Linked DNA regions of Mus musculus: region 1 is linked to region 2. A link is a loop called in an ENCODE intact Hi-C map of the cell type or tissue named here. Cell type or tissue: heart. All regions are shown on one strand.

Region 1 (8,000 bases), 420 kb after region 2:
ACTAAGGAGACTCTAGGGGAAAGGTCTAGGGCTCAGATCAACAAGTATATACCATGAAGTCTAGCTTCAACTAACTGGCCATGTGTCTGTTAACTGGCCGTGTGACTTCAGCCACTTCTTGGTGCCTTACTTTCTTTATTCCTCTGGGACAGCAAATGGTATCTACTCTATAGGGCTTGTTAAAAAAGAAATGTGGTATACAGAGTCTAGAGCCGGGGTTGGCTTGGAAATAGCCTTTAAATGCTAGCCACCGCTGTCCTTACTTTATGTCTATTGGTCTGCCACTCTATATACAGGAGGACTCTTTCAGCCTTGGGATTCACAGAGGTACTATGACTGTACTCATCTCACGCTGAACTCTTGGGTCCCTGCCCTTGTCTCACCCTTTCTGGACAGCTAGTTTCTTAGCTGGGCAATGTGAGACTTGAGACATATGACTCACAGGACTGGTGCCCTCACCCTGGCCTGACAAGGTCACAGGTGACACAGCTGACTGGGGACAGAGAATTTTGTTTGTCCCTAGCGGCAAGTGGTGAAGTAGTCAGTAGCTTCCCAGAGCAGCATCCGTTCTTCCTAAATTATAGAATTCATCCGTCCAGTCTATGCTGACGTTGACCTCCGTCAGCCTCACTCTGTACCTTGGCACCACTATAGTCCCGTGTTGTCCTTCTGGTCTAGCCTGGCTCATTGAATCTTTCCCATATGACCACAGTGAAAAGACCGTTATGGTGGTGCCTCTCTTGCTTTCTCTGAGGGAGACATCTTACACAGTAGCTACGATTGTCCCTGCCCACCGAGGCCAGACTCTGTCAGCTCTGACGGACCCCAGGTTCTCTGTATTCGCTGTTGATTGCCCCTTGCCCTTAGCTCCTCCATCTGGCCTGGATTTGCCCAGAGGGACTCAGGACTCCCAGACTGGGATGAATCCTCTTGCTTGGGGACTGGACTGCCCAGACCCTTCGTCAGTGGACAACCCTTGGGCTGGTAGCAACATTGAACATATGATCACTACTTGAGACCGTGTGCTTACTGAGGACAGGTACCCTCATGTAGCCCAGGAATCTACGACATCACAGGTCGCTGTGCTGACTGGGAACTGAGTAAATGACTAGGGAACACGGCCACAGTGTGTGTGTCAGCCCAAGGCTTCGTGTGTTGGCAATGTTGTAGGCCTGAGTCCCAGGGGAGCCTGGGTGCTATTTCCTTCCTGGCGTGATGGGGGATGGATTGGAGTAACACAGACTCTAAGATGCGTGCTTGCTGCCAGCTAGCAGCTTCCCTTATATGTCTTTGACACCCCCCCCCCCCTTACCCCTTTTGCTCTCCTGGAGCATCACCCTGATTAAGATGGCCCTGGTGACACACTGAAGTCTGCCTTCCCTGATGCCTTTGTTCCTGCCCCTTGCCATTCCCAGATTACTTTCCTCTTCCTCTGCCTTTGGAACCAGGACCATTTATACCCTCTCCCCAGAAATTCCCCCAGGCCCAGGCCCAGTGCCATGGGCTGTATCCTGTCTCTGCTGGGGTTTCCCACTGCTGGGTCGAGTTGTCCTCCCTCACCCTAGTGAAGCGGTACCAGGTGGCCAGAGGTTCCCACCTTGCTTCTGAGGACCCCAGTAAGGAAATCCCCACGATGAAGAAGCCACATTGTGTCACCTGGGGTTGGCGTCAGAGCCTGGGCTCTGCCAATCCTAATTCCCTGACAAGTGGGGCTCTGCCCCCATGCCTTCAGTGGGCCAGTCAGACAGAAGGGGGATGGGGAAGAGCAGAGGAAGGAGACATAGTCAGTGTGGCCCCAGCAGGAAGAGGAACAAAGAAGGTGTGTGGGGATTCTCTTCCTAGAAGGCAAGCTTCCTCCTCCAGGAGGATGCCGGGCTTCATTCAGCCATTGTCTTCTCCCTGAGTGGGAGTCCTAGGGAAATTCTAGTTTCTCCAGAGGGCCAGCGTCTCCTTTGGGTACCTTAAAGCCGGGGGCCCTCTATTAAGGGCTAGCCTTAGACTCTGAAGAGCCCCCCATTCCCAGAAGCCCTAGGCATTAGTGCTCTGTCCTTCTGGGACAGCACCCAGTGGCTCTGCAAGACTTTCTGCTGTGATTTTGCAGAGCCGACCACTAGAGTGGAGAGGTCCACCTATGGTGGCTGTGGGGGTCTCATGAAGAGGGCCGCTCACTCTTCTGTCCACACCTGCCCAGGCATGCTGGTTAGCCGTGCAGCATTCAGGAAAACAGAACCTAAGGACTTAACAGTTACCGTCACTGCCAGCAACTGAGGAGACCGATTTTCATTTAGAAGGGGTGGGTGTTTTTATATTCACATCAGCAGGGACCAGTTCCTGGTGTGGCGAGGAACACCTGCGGTCCCATGTTTAGCAAAAGAGCAATTTTCAGCACCGCATAGCCTGTTGTCCCATCCTGATGGACGCCTGCATGATGCTTGTCCTTTCTGAGGGACCAGGGAGCCAGCTGCAGCCACCAAGTCCTTATAGAATTCCCACTCCTAGGACTACTGGATTTTAGAATTGAAAATCTAGTCAGTGTTGGCCAAGAACTTAACAAGTTCCTTTCCAGCCTCCAAAGGACCTGCTTAACCAACACCTCCGCTCACTTCCTGGATTGTAAAACTGAGTACGGAATCGAGGATGCTGTACTGCTGAGCCCAGGATTGGCTCCTTCCTCCTCTAGCTAGAGTCATTAGGTTATTTCCCCTCTTCCGACTTGGGCTGAACACAGCAGGTACTGGGATTGGCTCAGGGGATCACCTCAGTTCTCTGGCTGAGTCACAGCTCAGCGGCAGGAGCGTGGCTGCAGACAAAACACTGCCTAGGGCCCCACCAGGGGGGCTCCAGACTTTGCCGGGTTAGAACACCTGGGCTTCAGAGACTCCAATTTTTGTATAGTGCGACCATCTCCTGTGACCTAGTGAATGTTTCTGAGATAAGTGACCTGTTTGTGGGATCTTCTTATAGGCAGCAGGCAAAGCTGGTCCTATCTTTGCTACTCAGAGCTGTCTGGGTGCGTTTGCGGTTGTGTGTGCGGGTTCCAGACCCCAGGTTCATTTGTGGGGTAAGGGCTTTGGGCTGGACTTTATGTGTTCAGATTCTCCTCCACCTGCTTCAAATCTGGAAAATAATAATAATAAAAATGACCTTATTTAGATGACAGAATGTAAGACTGTAAGACATGCTTTCTGGAAGGCCTTGGGGTGGGGGTGTGGAGGATGGAGGAGATGATGGAGGTGGGGCAGGGTGCCTTCATTCTGGGGTCCAGAACCCCAGGACTTTGTGGGCAGCGGAGACAACCCTTGTGGCTACTTGTGTTGCCCCAAGTGCAGCTGGAGCGCTTCCACCTCTGTCTTTATGCTCAGAGTCACCCTGCCTGTGCTGATCTCCTGAGCACTGGGGTGGAGGCAGCCCAGCCTGGCTCAGTTCCCTTGCAGGTCTTCGGTGGCCTGGTCTTGGACTGGGGTCCTAGCTTGCTTGGTGGGCAGAATCCCTTGAGAGGGATCTCCAGTGCCTCGGAAACCCAGTGTGGGGGTGGGGGTGGGGACCTGTAATTCCAGAAACCGGAAAGCAGAGGGATTGGAAGTTCGTGGTCACCTTTAGATTCGTAGATTTTAGGACCAGTTTGGGGTACACAAGCCACTCCTCCCTGGACCTCCCCACGAACTAGTTTTTCTCAAGGTGGGACGCACCCGTCATCATTCTGACCTCCCTCTCCTGGGTTGCTTGTGGCTGGCATCCATTTCTGACTCATATTTCTGCATATAGTTTCCGGTGACAGGTACATTATACTTGGGCTCTCTCTGTTGGTCTACGAGACCCCAGGTATATGTTCTCCAGCAGTCTTCCTCAAGGTCTTTGCTCTTCTGTCCCCCAGAAAGCACTGACTCTTCGGAGGGTTGTTGTATATATAATTTGATATTTATTACCTGGATGTAGCTCAGTTAGCGGATGTGAAGCTCTGGGGTCCATTCCCGGCTCGCATAAAGTAGGCATGGTGGGGGTAGGATTGCCTGTAACCTCAACACTTGGGAGGTAAGATAGGCAGATCCGAAGTGCAGGGTCATCCAGGAACCCATAGAAAGCTTGAGGCAAGCCCGGGATATAGGAGTCCTTGTCTCCTAGTAGTCTCGTGACACTTAAGAGTGACTTGGTCTGACTTGAGCCATTCCACCCCCAGACCTGGCATTGTCTGTTATTATTTATTCCTTCCTGGCTCTGCTGACTGGTGGTGAATGTTAGCCAGGAGGGAGGCAGGATGTGGGAGTGCTAAGATTAGGAATTGATCCCTAGCTTGTGACAGGCACATCAGGGGAAGAACTAATTGTAAACTGACATAAGGTCAAAACAGGGTCAGGCTGTGGAATTAGAAGACTTTGGCTGCCTACTCCCTGGAACGCCAAGGCAGACAGTCCAGTCTGGGGAGGGATGGGATGGGAAGGGGGAGGCGGGGATATGAGAGGGAGGTGGGAGGTGGGGTGGGGTGGGGGGGGGGTCTGTGGGCTCTGAAAGCATCCCAGCAGCACGCTCCTCCAGAGTCCCCTGGCGTCGCCCCGGAGACTCCGCCTCCTTTCAGGCCCCGCCCCTTGCCGTGCTTTAGCTGACAGCCGCTCCGGCCCGCTGTTTGCATACAAAGGCAGCCACACGCGTGCGCGCCTGCTCGTGAATCCTCTTGGTGAGTAGCAATGGGGACCCGGGGCCCAGCTTGCGCCCCAAAGCCCATTACTGAGACGTGGGGCCCCGCAGGGAGGCGATGTGGGCCGTGTTGTGACACAGGCCTTCCCGTGGGGTGTCGAAGCTTGCAGGGACCCCGTGGCGGTCCGAGACCCGGATGAGACGTATCCCAAAGGGTTTAGGATTCAGGCTTTGCAGCCAAGGAAACTGAGTCTAGGCTGGTAGGTTGACCTTCGTGCCCAAGGGCACGCCTCCGCTGGGTGGCAGCGAACTGGGAACCGGGATTCTTAGATAATCAAGCTCGCAGCAGGCCTCTCTGCAGCTTTGCAGTCTGGTGGGCACTGGGCCTGTGGCTCCCTTAGTAGCTGCAGGCACTTTTATCTGGGAAAGGCCGGGGGGAATATGGGAGGGAAAGCAATGCTTTGGAAGTCATATTAAGTATTAATATTAAGTCATATTAAGGGGACAGAGTCAAGGTGGCTGGCTGATAATTTGTGTGGCCAGTAGTTGCTCCAGACGCCCACCCTCCTTGGCAGGAGGCAAGAAGGAAAGCAATGGTCTGGGCTGGGCTGGGGCGTGTGGGAAAAAGCTTCCAACTGGGTAGTGAAGTTGTGGGGAAGACTGTAACGGTTCTAGGAGGAGAGGATAGCGGCCCATGGGGATTCACACATATACTATCTATCCTTTGTTCCATAAAATACGTTTTATGAATGAAAGCAGTTAAGGACTAATATCTGCACCACTAAGGGGACTTTCTAGTGTTCCCAGAAAGGCTGAAAGATCCCACTGTGTTGATTCCCTGTGTTGACAAAGCTTCCTGTTTGCCGACAGCGCGCTTCTGCTGTCACGGGTTTTGTGTGTGGGTGTGTGTTTTGGCCCTTATTCCTGCTTGTGTAGGGCCTGGTGGTTGGATTGGGAAGCCTGGGGCTGAGCTTGGTTTTGTCTTGGTGGCTGTCCCACCTCACGTGATTTCTACCCTTTTTAGGTGGCAGTCAGCAATGTTCTTATGATGCTTGTCACTTTATTGAAAGGGACAACATGCCCAGTCTTGTTGCCTGGGTGATAAGTTGGGGTTCAGATGAAGGAGATAGGATCCTTGGTTGCTGTTCTGTGTGGGGTGCTGTCTGCTGGGGAGGCTGGGGTGGGTCTTTGCTTATCTATTGCTCTCAGTGCTTCAGGCTAAAGAGAGGGAAAGGTCAGGAGATGGCAAGACAACTGACTACTGATAGCTGGAAATCCATGGGCCAGAGACATCACTTGGGAGCCTCCCTATCTAGAGTGAGGGAAAGGCCACCCTTTGTTTACTAGACTGATGAACCGAGAGGCTCCAGGTTGTTACAACTTCGGATTGTTACACCCTGATGGGGCAGCCCAGGGTACCACTGAGGTCCCTTTATAGGGCTAGGCTGGTCCTGGCTACCCAAGGCTAGCCCCTGGTCCATAACTTGGCACACCCTTTCCCCACCTTAGATTGTGAATCCATTTTTTTGTGTGTCTTTTCTCTCTTAGGTTCAGGGTCTGTAAGGGACCAATAAAGGTATAAATTGATTTGAAAAGCACGCGGGTGGGAATGCTTAGGGGCACAGGTATCTTGTTTCAGAATAGCTAGGTATGGGGTTGGTGTTCTTGGTTTCTGGAGCCTTTTGAAAATCAAACAGAAGGGAGTGGTGCAGGCTGGTGGGTGAATTGGCTGCACTTGGACGTCTTTGTACGTGAACTTGGAGCTGTCCTCTTGACCTGACTGTCTTGCCCAGACTAGTCTGGAACTCAAGGTCATCCTGCCTCAGCCTTCTTGGTGCTAGAATCACGGGTGTGTGCCACCATACTCTGCCTGCCTCAAACTATGTTTATTGTGAAACATGAATATATCCTTGCAATATCTCAGTATTTATCTGATTCAGTAGTGTCTGTCCCCTGCTCTGCATGTGTGTGTGTGTGTGTGTGTGTGTGTGTGTGTGTGTGTGTGTGTGTGTGTGTGTAGGTACAGCCTTCATACTTTAAACACACATGAAGTACTCTGCTACAGGAGACTTAGTACGGTATTTTTTGGAGCTGCTTGTTACCGTTGGGTCAGTACCCAGGCTTTCCCTGGGATGTAGACTGAGGAAAGACCATTCGTAGGCTCCTTCCCAGTACCTCTGGGTGGTGGGTGCTGTTTGAATCACCCACCCTACAGGCTCAGAATGGAGCCACAATTCTCTTGGAAACGCAGGGGATATGTGACCATTGCTAACGACCGAGGCAGGATTGCAGGGAAGTACAGCAATGTACAAAGGTCCCAGGGGCAGAGTCTTCTAGACCAAGCTGTGTATCTGGACAGAGGGCCCTCACAAGTGTGTGAAAAGACACTGGGGCTTCCAAGGAGAGCAAAGATCCTGAGCTCTGCAAGGGAGCTAATAGTTAAGAGCTGGTAAGGTTCTAAGTCCTAACCCAAGGCAATGTCACAGAGTACAGGGGCCACACTGGGTCTTCTATGTGTCTCTCTCCTGCTGGCCAGGCCCTGGGTGCTTCTTGGCAGGGACCTGAGGACACTCATTACCTGGGATTATGATACCCACTTGTTGCCAGAGCTCAGTTCTGACAAGTCTTATGTCACTTAGAAGACCTTCCAGCCCCAGAGCAGGGATCAGATCCTAGTTGTCCCTGCTACTGGGGCTTCCTTTCTTTTAAAATGAAGGCTAATGAGAACCTTGTTAAAAGCAGTATTCAGAAATCAGTGTGTGTGTGTGATTATGCACGTCGCAGCTTGTGTGTGTCTGTGTGTGTGTGTGTGTGTGTGAGAGAGAGAGAGAGAGAAAGAGAGAGGCAGACAGAGAGAGAGAGAGAGAGAGAGAGAGCTTAAGCATGTCACAGCATGAGTGTGGAGGACAGAGGACAACTTCATAGAATCTTTTCTCTGCCCCTGCCTTTATGCCAGTGGGCTGCAGGGCTTGAACCCAGGTCCTTAGGTTTGCCAGCAGGTAGCTTTGTCTGGTGAGCCATTTTGACAGCTGCTTCACGTCCCTTTTCTGCTGAGTAGTTTTCTTTGACATGACAACCCTGAGGCCAAGTGTACAGGAGTTCTCAGACTCCCCACTAACAACTGATGTGAAAGCGATACTTGTGTCTATAGAAAAGTCAAAGTCTCCTGTGCACCCGATTGACTGCAGCCCTGGGAGTGTGGATATTTATGGAGCATACAACTTCCTTCCACTCTTAGTAGATGCATACTGTTCCATATATAATGTGGATGGTCCATAATTTATTAATCCAGGGCCTTACAGGTCTCTAAGTGATTTCTGCTTTTCCCCATCACAGTCAAGTCTGTGATCACTGCTACTCACAAAGAT
Region 2 (8,000 bases):
TTGCTTCACACCTCGGAGTTTCAGGGAGAGGTTTGTGATCAGCTCAGAGAAGAACCAACCCAGCCGGCATAAGGTTGTATTCCTCGGCTTAAAACTTTAACTTTAAGCAACCAATTTCCATGAAAAAATTCAGCCTCTACACTCAATAGCCACCTAGGCCAGAGTGAGAGCTGCTCTAGATACTTGGCTGGTGGCTTTAGCCTGTGCTGTTGCATTTCCTGCCACTGGAAAACATAGGCAGGGGACCAGGGCTGAAGCATCCTAGCAAGCCACATGGCTGTCCCTAACTGCTGAGCACCAGAGCCCATGTCAGCCTGGTAAGGACTTCCCTTTCTTCTGCACACAGAAAGGACTTCTGGGGGCAACAGCCTCCATTCTCTCTAAGAAAGAGAAAGCTCCTGAGCTGCAAGGGAGCCAGCCAGAGCTGCAAGGGAGCCAGCCAGAGCTGCTGTTCCGAAGCATGGTGAGGACACAGTATCACAGCACTGTGCAGGGATACAGCTGCCACTCCCAGAGACACCGACACCCACAAAATTGCCCAGTTATGGGAGGAAAGCCAAAGGAGAGAAGAAAGACCACATCCCATCAGCTTGTTTGGACCCATGTGTCAGTGTTACAGCTCAGAGAGGAACGTATCCTGGACCACTAAGTCACACTGCACAAGGAACCTCGCACAAGAGATGTATTGGGAAAAACACAAAAGGGTGACTACCTCTGCCGGGGAGAGAAGCAGCGGGAAATTGAATAAGAGGCAGAGTTATGTAGGGTTTCTTGGGGGTGGAGTTTTCCAGGACAGGGATTAGTAGGATTTCGAGACCTGAGCTTGGGGCAAGCTCACTCCACAGTCACCTGAGCCGCTTCTTATCAACACCAAATGATGAGGCTTAAGGTCCTTCCTGCCCTGCTCACTCGGTCTCTTCTACACTGGCCTCTGCTTGAGTCCAATGTGGCTTCAGCACCACCCTTCCCAAGGGCCACAGCCATGAGAGTGTCTCCCATTCCTATGGTTCTAACTTTGCAGTTACCTTGGCAGCTATAACTTACCAGTGCCCTCTCTGTGCAGAATCAGGTACAAAGTATCCACATGCCTGGTTGCATCTGCATCCGACCTCCAGCCCCAAACTGTGCCTCCTCCCTTGTCTTCTCTCTTGTATCTTTGAAATCCTTCTCATCTGTAAAGACCAAACCCTGCTGCCTCTTTAGTAAGGAAATTTTCCTGGGGAGAAGCGACATGTATCTATTTACCCCAGATAGAGAACCCACGACAGACCAAAGTATGAATACCAATAAACCAATGAGTTTTATTGGGGTTACTTACAGAGGCAGATATAAGTCAAAGACAATTGCATCACCCAAGACCACACCAGCGTGGGGGACAGCTCACAAAAGCTGGGAACCTGGTGTACACTGTACAATCTACAGGCAGCTCAACAGGTAGGAGAGTGTGCTTTCCAAGTGGCTTCATTGTTCCGAGGCTCTTCCTAGCAGCTCTGGTGGTCTCTGCTTCTTCCAGGCCACTTGGTGGGTCTCTAATTCTCCTTTGCAGCTTGGCTCATTTAAGAGGGACCCTCTGTACCAGCTATTGTTTACTGTCAGGAAAGTGAATCTGGTCAGTTTCAGGGACTTCCTGGAGTTCTTATGAGTTGTTTACTTTCTATCTTAAGGATCTTTGCTGCTGGAGAGGAAACTGACACACAACAAGAAGAGGTGTGGCCTATTGCCTGAGTCCCAGACACCAGAGCATCCTCCACTTAGGGTACCTCTGTCTACACTTGATTAACCATTTCTGTTCTCTGGCTGCACAGGGAAGGAACACCTTGCCTGACAGGAGTCAGGCACAGAGTGTAAGGGAAGGATTGAAAGGTCTATCAATAAACCCATCGCTGGTGACGAGGAAGAAAGGAGGGTGCCTGGAACAGCGTGATGGGAGGGTCTGAGTTTGGCTGAGCTGGATGAAGAAGCCACTGGTGCCACAGACGGGGTTGGGCTGCTTGGGACTAGAGAAGGAACAGAAGTGGAGTCCACAGCAGGACCCCCACTCTTAAGTCCTCGATGTGCCTTTTATAAGCTAAACTCAGGCTGCCTGGACAGTCACTCCGGTTGTATTCTTCCCTGTAGACTGGATTCCACTGTGGGCCTCAGTGTGACTCTGTGTAGGACCTATGTCCACAAAAGCTGCCTGGGGTTGTTGGGAGGCTCCTCAGTATCAATGACAGGATGCTGTGGGCTCTCTGGGCTTTCAGAAGGAACATACATTGTTGCCCTGGTTAGTTTACCTCAACTTAACACAAGCTACAGTTATCAGAGAGGAGGTAGCATCAGTTGAGAAAATGCCTCCATAAGATCCAGCTGTAAGGCATTTTCTCCCCCCCCTTCCTCCATAATCCATTAAAAAAAACTTTTTATTGATTCTTTGTGAATTTCACATCATGCACCCCAGTCCCACTTATCTCCCCACCCTTTGCCCTTGCAACCTCCCCCCCCCCCAATAAACACACAAACACACACACACACACACACACACACACACACACACACACACACACAAGAAAGGCATAGAAAGCATCTCATCATAGAAGCTGCAGTGTGGCACCGTGTGTCCCACAGTGTATCCCTCTGTCCACACATCTTCACTTGCAGATGTTCATCGCAACGAGTCATTGGTCTGATTGGAGATCTCTGGCTTCTGTGACACATCAGTATTGAATCCTCATTGGGACCCCCTCCTGGTCATCATACTGTTGCTCTGTGTCATGGAGATCCTGCAGCTTTGGAACAGCAGGACTGGCCCTTTCATGTGTCCCAACCATCTGCAAATGATAAAGATTTTGGAGTGGGCCAATTCAGAGCCCTGGGTCTGGGCCCAGGTGGTAACTGGGGTGGTTAGCACTCAGTCAGCTCTCCCTTCTTTGCACCTCCAGGGAGAGCTCTCCAGCGCTGCTCCAGCTAGACCACCCAGTGCTGACATGGGCAGGAGGCAGGTTCTGCTCTCCTTTCCTGATGCCCTCTGGGCAGGCCCATGTGCTCCCACTCCTCCAGAGCCAGCTCCACTGTGCTGCCCAGTCAAGGCTTGTGGCCCATTCTCCCTAGGGCTGCAGCCTTCAAGGGCCTGGGCTAGTTCTCCTGCCCTCTTACCCTTAGGGCTGGATCATCCCTGCCTTCACTATTAGGACCACTATGCTGCCCAGTTGAGGTGCAGGGCCAGCTTGCCTGAGTGCTACTGCCAGTGAAGGGGTGGGGCTAGTAAGGCATTTTCTTAATTAGTGATTGATGGGGAGGGCCCAGGCCATTATGTATGGTGTGATCCCTGGGCAGGTGATCCTGGGTTCTAAAACATAAAAGGCTGAGGGCTGGAGAGTGGCTCAGTCGTACAGATAGCTCAGCTCACTGGGTGCTCTTCCAGAGGTCCTGAGTTCAACTCCCAGCAACTACATAGTGGCTCACAACCATCTATAATATGGTCTGATGCCCTCTTCTGGCATGCAGGTGTACATGCAGATAGAGCACTCATACATAAAATAAATAAATAAAAATTTTTAAAAGATAGCAGGCCGAGTAAGCCATGGGGAGCAAGCCAGTAAGCAGTACCCCTCCATGGCTTTTGCATCAGCTGCTATCTACAGGTTTTAGCCCTGTTTGAGTCCCTGCCCTTACTTTCTTCAGCGATAGATTACGATATGAAAGTGGACGCCAAATAATCCATTTCCTTCCCTACTTGCTTTGGTCATGATATTCCATCACAGCAATTAAAAACCCTAAGATGTCTTCTCTTCCTGCCCCTGGTCTCTCGTCCCTTCGTCTGGGACCCTGAGTTCTCCACCAGGGGGCAGCACAGGGTCTTGCTCCAGTTCACCAGCTCTGCGGAACACGGAGCACTCACAGCTTTTGGAGACTCAGCAGACACTGTCCCGCTCTCCCGCCCAGGGGAAGAGCTGGGCAAAGCACCTACCATCTGCACCCCACCGAGTGGCTCCGAAGTCTTTGGAGGGCGCACAGTGGGTCCGCCCCTTCCGCATGCGCACTTGGGAGTCGCCTGTTCCCTGGGCGACAGTCAACACAAGCAGGGCTGCAAAACACAGCTGGGCGCAGATGCTGCCCCAGCCTGGAGAGTTTTTGTCCCCCATCAGTCACTCTCTCTGAGCTCGAAATCCGGTGAGGGACGAAGCGGGAGCACCTTGTGCAGGTTATCCTGGGTTCAGGCAGAAAGTCTCAACCAGTCTTTCTCTTTTCTCTCCCTCTCCTGATTCTCCAGTCCCCCATGGGCAGCCAACATCGTGGGCTACCAAGAACCACATCCGCTGGGTACAAACCGCCCCCTACCAGGCAGCTTGCCTCAATTTCTGCGGCCCTGGGGGATGGCCCTGCTGCAAGCAGGGCTCTCGCCGGTGGTTGCCAGGGGACCCCAGCCCTGGGTGTGCAACAGGACCAGCTGTGGAGGGAGCTTGTGGAAGCCGAAGCACGAGGCCAGAGGCGTTGGTGAGTGTCCTGCCCCCCCTTCTCCCCGAATCTCTCACATCTCCATCCACCTTGGGGGGTCTGAGAAAGTGCAGAGGAAAGAGTTCAGAATATATGGAAAGATCAGAGGGGGAGAACGTGGAAGTAGGGTGCAAGAGAGGCCAGCCTAGACCCAGACTGTGACTAAAGCAGCTAGGGCCTCATTCCCAACAGATAGCTGGGAATATAGGTATAGACAGGGCTCTGGTCCCATCTATGGCCACACAACAATCTCTCTGTCCCTCCTCTTCTGGGAGGAAGCTGGCAGCTGGAAGCCATGGCACTGCCTGGGGCGGGACTCTGGCCTGGGGGTGGAGGTGGGGGTAGGGAGCTTCCTTCCTGGTTTCATTCAGTGATGGATACCAGGAGAAGCCTGGTAGGTTTGCCCAGAGTTCCAAGGGGGCCTGGCTTCCTGGACCCCAAGAGAAGTAGGTAGACTAGGCAAGTATGATGACTCAGAGCTGTACGCCCAGTGTGAGTTTGAAGTTAGTAAGACAAAACCAAAGACTGTGGAGTGGCTGAAGCCCAGTGGGAAGGAAGATGGCTACTGAGCAACCACTTAAAACTGTGAAAAGTCTAAATGAAGGCTTTCCAAATACACACGCCGGTGGCTGCATTTTTAGTTTCTTTTCGCCCCTCCTTTAGTCTGGCGATCAGACTCAAGGTGGTAGCAGTCACTCCATCAAGGAGCTCATTCACATAAACATAAGCACATGTCAGAATTTCCTTCTTCAGGGCAGAGTAATATTCTATTCCATGAAAAAAAAATCATTTTCACATGTTGGCTGTTGTTAGGTGTCACAGCAAACAGAGGAGAGCAGATTTCCCTTTGAGACCTGGCTTCCCATTTTTCAGATAAAATTTTCAGAAGTGGAACCGGTTCTAGTTTTGTTGGGAGGGACTCTCCTGCTGTTTTTCACAATTTCTGCCCTACTTTGCATTTCCATTAACAGTGTACAAGGACTCCAAGTTCTCACCAACCCTGCTGATGCTCACTGGTTGTTTTTAGTGCCTCCGTCCACCTAATTAGATGGTCAGAAACACAACCCTAGGCTGGCAACTGGTGATAGTATTGGAGTGGAGTTGTCAAGCTGTCAATCAGACACTGTCACTAGCGAGATAGAAATGGGATTAGAGGGTGCTCCCTATTGCTTTAGAATTGCTTCCGGGGAGCTGGGGTGTCCCTGGAATATCTGGCAGAATCCACCCCCTGTGTTGGTTGTGGTGTGAGGACACAGGAGAGACGCAGGGCATTCACTCTCCTCCTAACATGGCCTTTGTGGGGGAGCACTATTACCCCAAAAGACTTCATTAAAATATGTAAACTTGGTACTAGAGCGATGCCTCGACGGTTAAGATCACTTGTTCTTACAGAAGACCCAAGTTCAGTTGCTTGAACCCACATCTAGCGGCTCATGACTGCCCACAACACCAGGTTTAAGGAATCTAGCACCCTCTTTTGGTCACCACAGGTACTGCACACACAGTATGCAGTGCACATACAGACACATGTGCATTCTTTAAAAATTTGCAGTATGTAAAGCTGAGTCCTAACATGGTGTTTTAGTTACCTTTCTATTGCTATGATAAAACACCATGACTAAGGCAGCTTATAAAAAAGTATTTAATTTGGGGCTCGTGGTTCCAGAGGGATAGAATCTGTGATCATCATGGTGGAAAACATGGCAGCAGACAGTCAGGCAAGTTGCTGGAGAAGTAGCTGAGAGCTCACATCTTTATCCATAAGCACAAGGCAGTGAGAGCCAACTGGGAATGGCATGGGCTTCTGAAGCCTCAAAGCCAACTCAGTGACACACCTCCTCTAACAAGGCCACACCTCCTAATCCTTCCCAAACAGGCCCACCAACTGGGACAAGGAACGGTTCACACAGATAAGCATATAGGAACCATTCGCATTCTAACCATCACAAATGCTGATGAACCAAGACCATAATCCCAGCACTGGGAAGGTAGAGGCAGGAGAGCTCAAAGGTCAAGGCTGCCTGGTGTAGCAGTGTGCACCTTTAATCCCAGCACTCAGTGGCAGAGGCAGAGGCAACCTGGTCTACATAGAAAGTTCCAGGCCAGCAGGACCACAGTAAGACAACATCTTAAGTTTAAAAGGAAGAGGAGGAGGAGGAGGAGGAGGAGGAGGAGGAGGGGGAAGAGGAGAGGAAGAGGAAGAGGAAGGAGGAGGAGGAGGAAGATGAGAGGAAGAGGAAGAGGAAGGAGGAGGAGGGGGAGGGGGGAGGGGGGAAAGGGAGGAGGAGGAAGAAGAGGAGGAGGAGGTAGCTGGCCAAGGTCATCATCGGCTACATCTTGAGTCCTGAGCAAACCTGAACTAAAACAGAGAAACAAATAAGGAGCACCTAAACTTGAAGTGCTAAACACACCTGTAGTAGGAAGAATGTGTGGAAATGACAAAAACAAGAGAGAAAAAGTAGCCAATCACTCTGTGCCGCTCCGTAAGTAAAGCGTGGGCACTTGACATTTATTGTGGTTTCAGAGCATTTTAATTCCGCCATGGTAATATAAAGATTTAAAGGCATAGTGGAAGTCAATTTTCAGGATATTCCATAAAACAAACAAGATACAATTGATCTGGAAAGATGGCTCAGTGGTTAAGAGCACTGACTGCCCTTCCAAAGGACCTGGGTTCAAATCCCAGCACCCACATAACAGTTCACAGCTGTCAGTATTTCTAGTCCTAGGGGATCTGACACCCTCGCACAGACATATATGTGGGCATTAAAAACAAACCAACAGCACCCTCACAATCCCATGCTTTCCTTTCCAGGGCTGAGAACTGGGGTTTCCTGAAAGACTATGACCCTCTGGTAAGACAGCACCCCCACCCCCAGAAAACTGCTTTCAGTGTGGACAGCCGTTCTTTCTTCATTTAAATTTTTTGAAGACCTACTCTGTGCTCTGGCAGAATAGAAGTGTTGTTTTAAGTAACTAGGGGTCTAGTGGAAAAGAAAGTATTTATAAGGAACATTTGGGACAAAAGTAGCCAGTATTTGTTAATTTTATTAAAGATGTATTTTCACTGGGAGGTAGTAGCTCATGCCTTTAATCCCAGCACTTGGAGGATAGACACAAATGGATCTGAGGTTGAGACCAGCCTGGTCCACGCAGAGAATTCCAGGATAGCCAGGGCTATGCAGAGTAACCCTGTCTCAAAAAAAGCAACCAACTAACCAAGTAAAGATCTGTTTTCCTTTTCTTTTTTCTTTTTTTTTTTTTGGGGGGGGAGTATGTATATTGTGCATTTCTGTGTGTATGTGCTTGTATATACAGTTGTAGGAGAGAAGGGGCAAGCTGGAGAGACCATTTTTTATAATATGGATGCTAAGAACTGAACTCTTAGCATTTGGAAGTGTGAGCCTTACCCCTTAGTGGCTGAGCTACCTCTCCAGCTCTGCTGGTCTTAATAAAAATAAGCCAAGTGAGCCAGTTGGGGTGATGCACACCTTTAATCCCGGCACTTTGGAGGCAGAGGCAGG

Evidence for each region. Hi-C counts contacts between places; a loop is a spot of excess contacts. Peaks named below come from ENCODE experiments on the same cell type or tissue, not always from the same donor. Only the 100,000 strongest peaks of a DNase experiment are listed, where the experiment ranks them.
Region 1: it touches region 2 in a loop (3-fold over the local background); 2 of 42 quality-filtered maps call a loop at or near these places.

The regions. Positions count from the first base shown.
Region 1 is chr12:16,586,390-16,594,389 of GRCm38, reverse strand. It overlaps Lpin1 (lipin 1), which reads left to right and starts at 4,620. Exons shown (of 21, transcript NM_015763.4): 1 at 4,620-4,672. In heart, CTCF peaks have their summits at 525 and 2,843; DNase peaks (open chromatin) are centred at 2,789, 4,229, 4,639, 5,629 and 2 weaker places; H3K4me3 peaks cover 2,191 bases; H3K27ac peaks cover 3,932 bases.
Region 2 is chr12:17,007,604-17,015,603 of GRCm38, reverse strand. It overlaps 2410004P03Rik (RIKEN cDNA 2410004P03 gene), which reads left to right and starts at 3,877. Exons shown (of 5, transcript NM_001201332.1): 1 at 3,877-4,152; 2 at 4,253-4,476; 3 at 7,292-7,331. The coding sequence starts at 4,259. In heart, CTCF peaks have their summits at 3,599, 3,802 (motif pointing right) and 5,967 (motif pointing left); a DNase peak (open chromatin) is centred at 3,953; H3K4me3 peaks cover 831 bases; H3K27ac peaks cover 771 bases.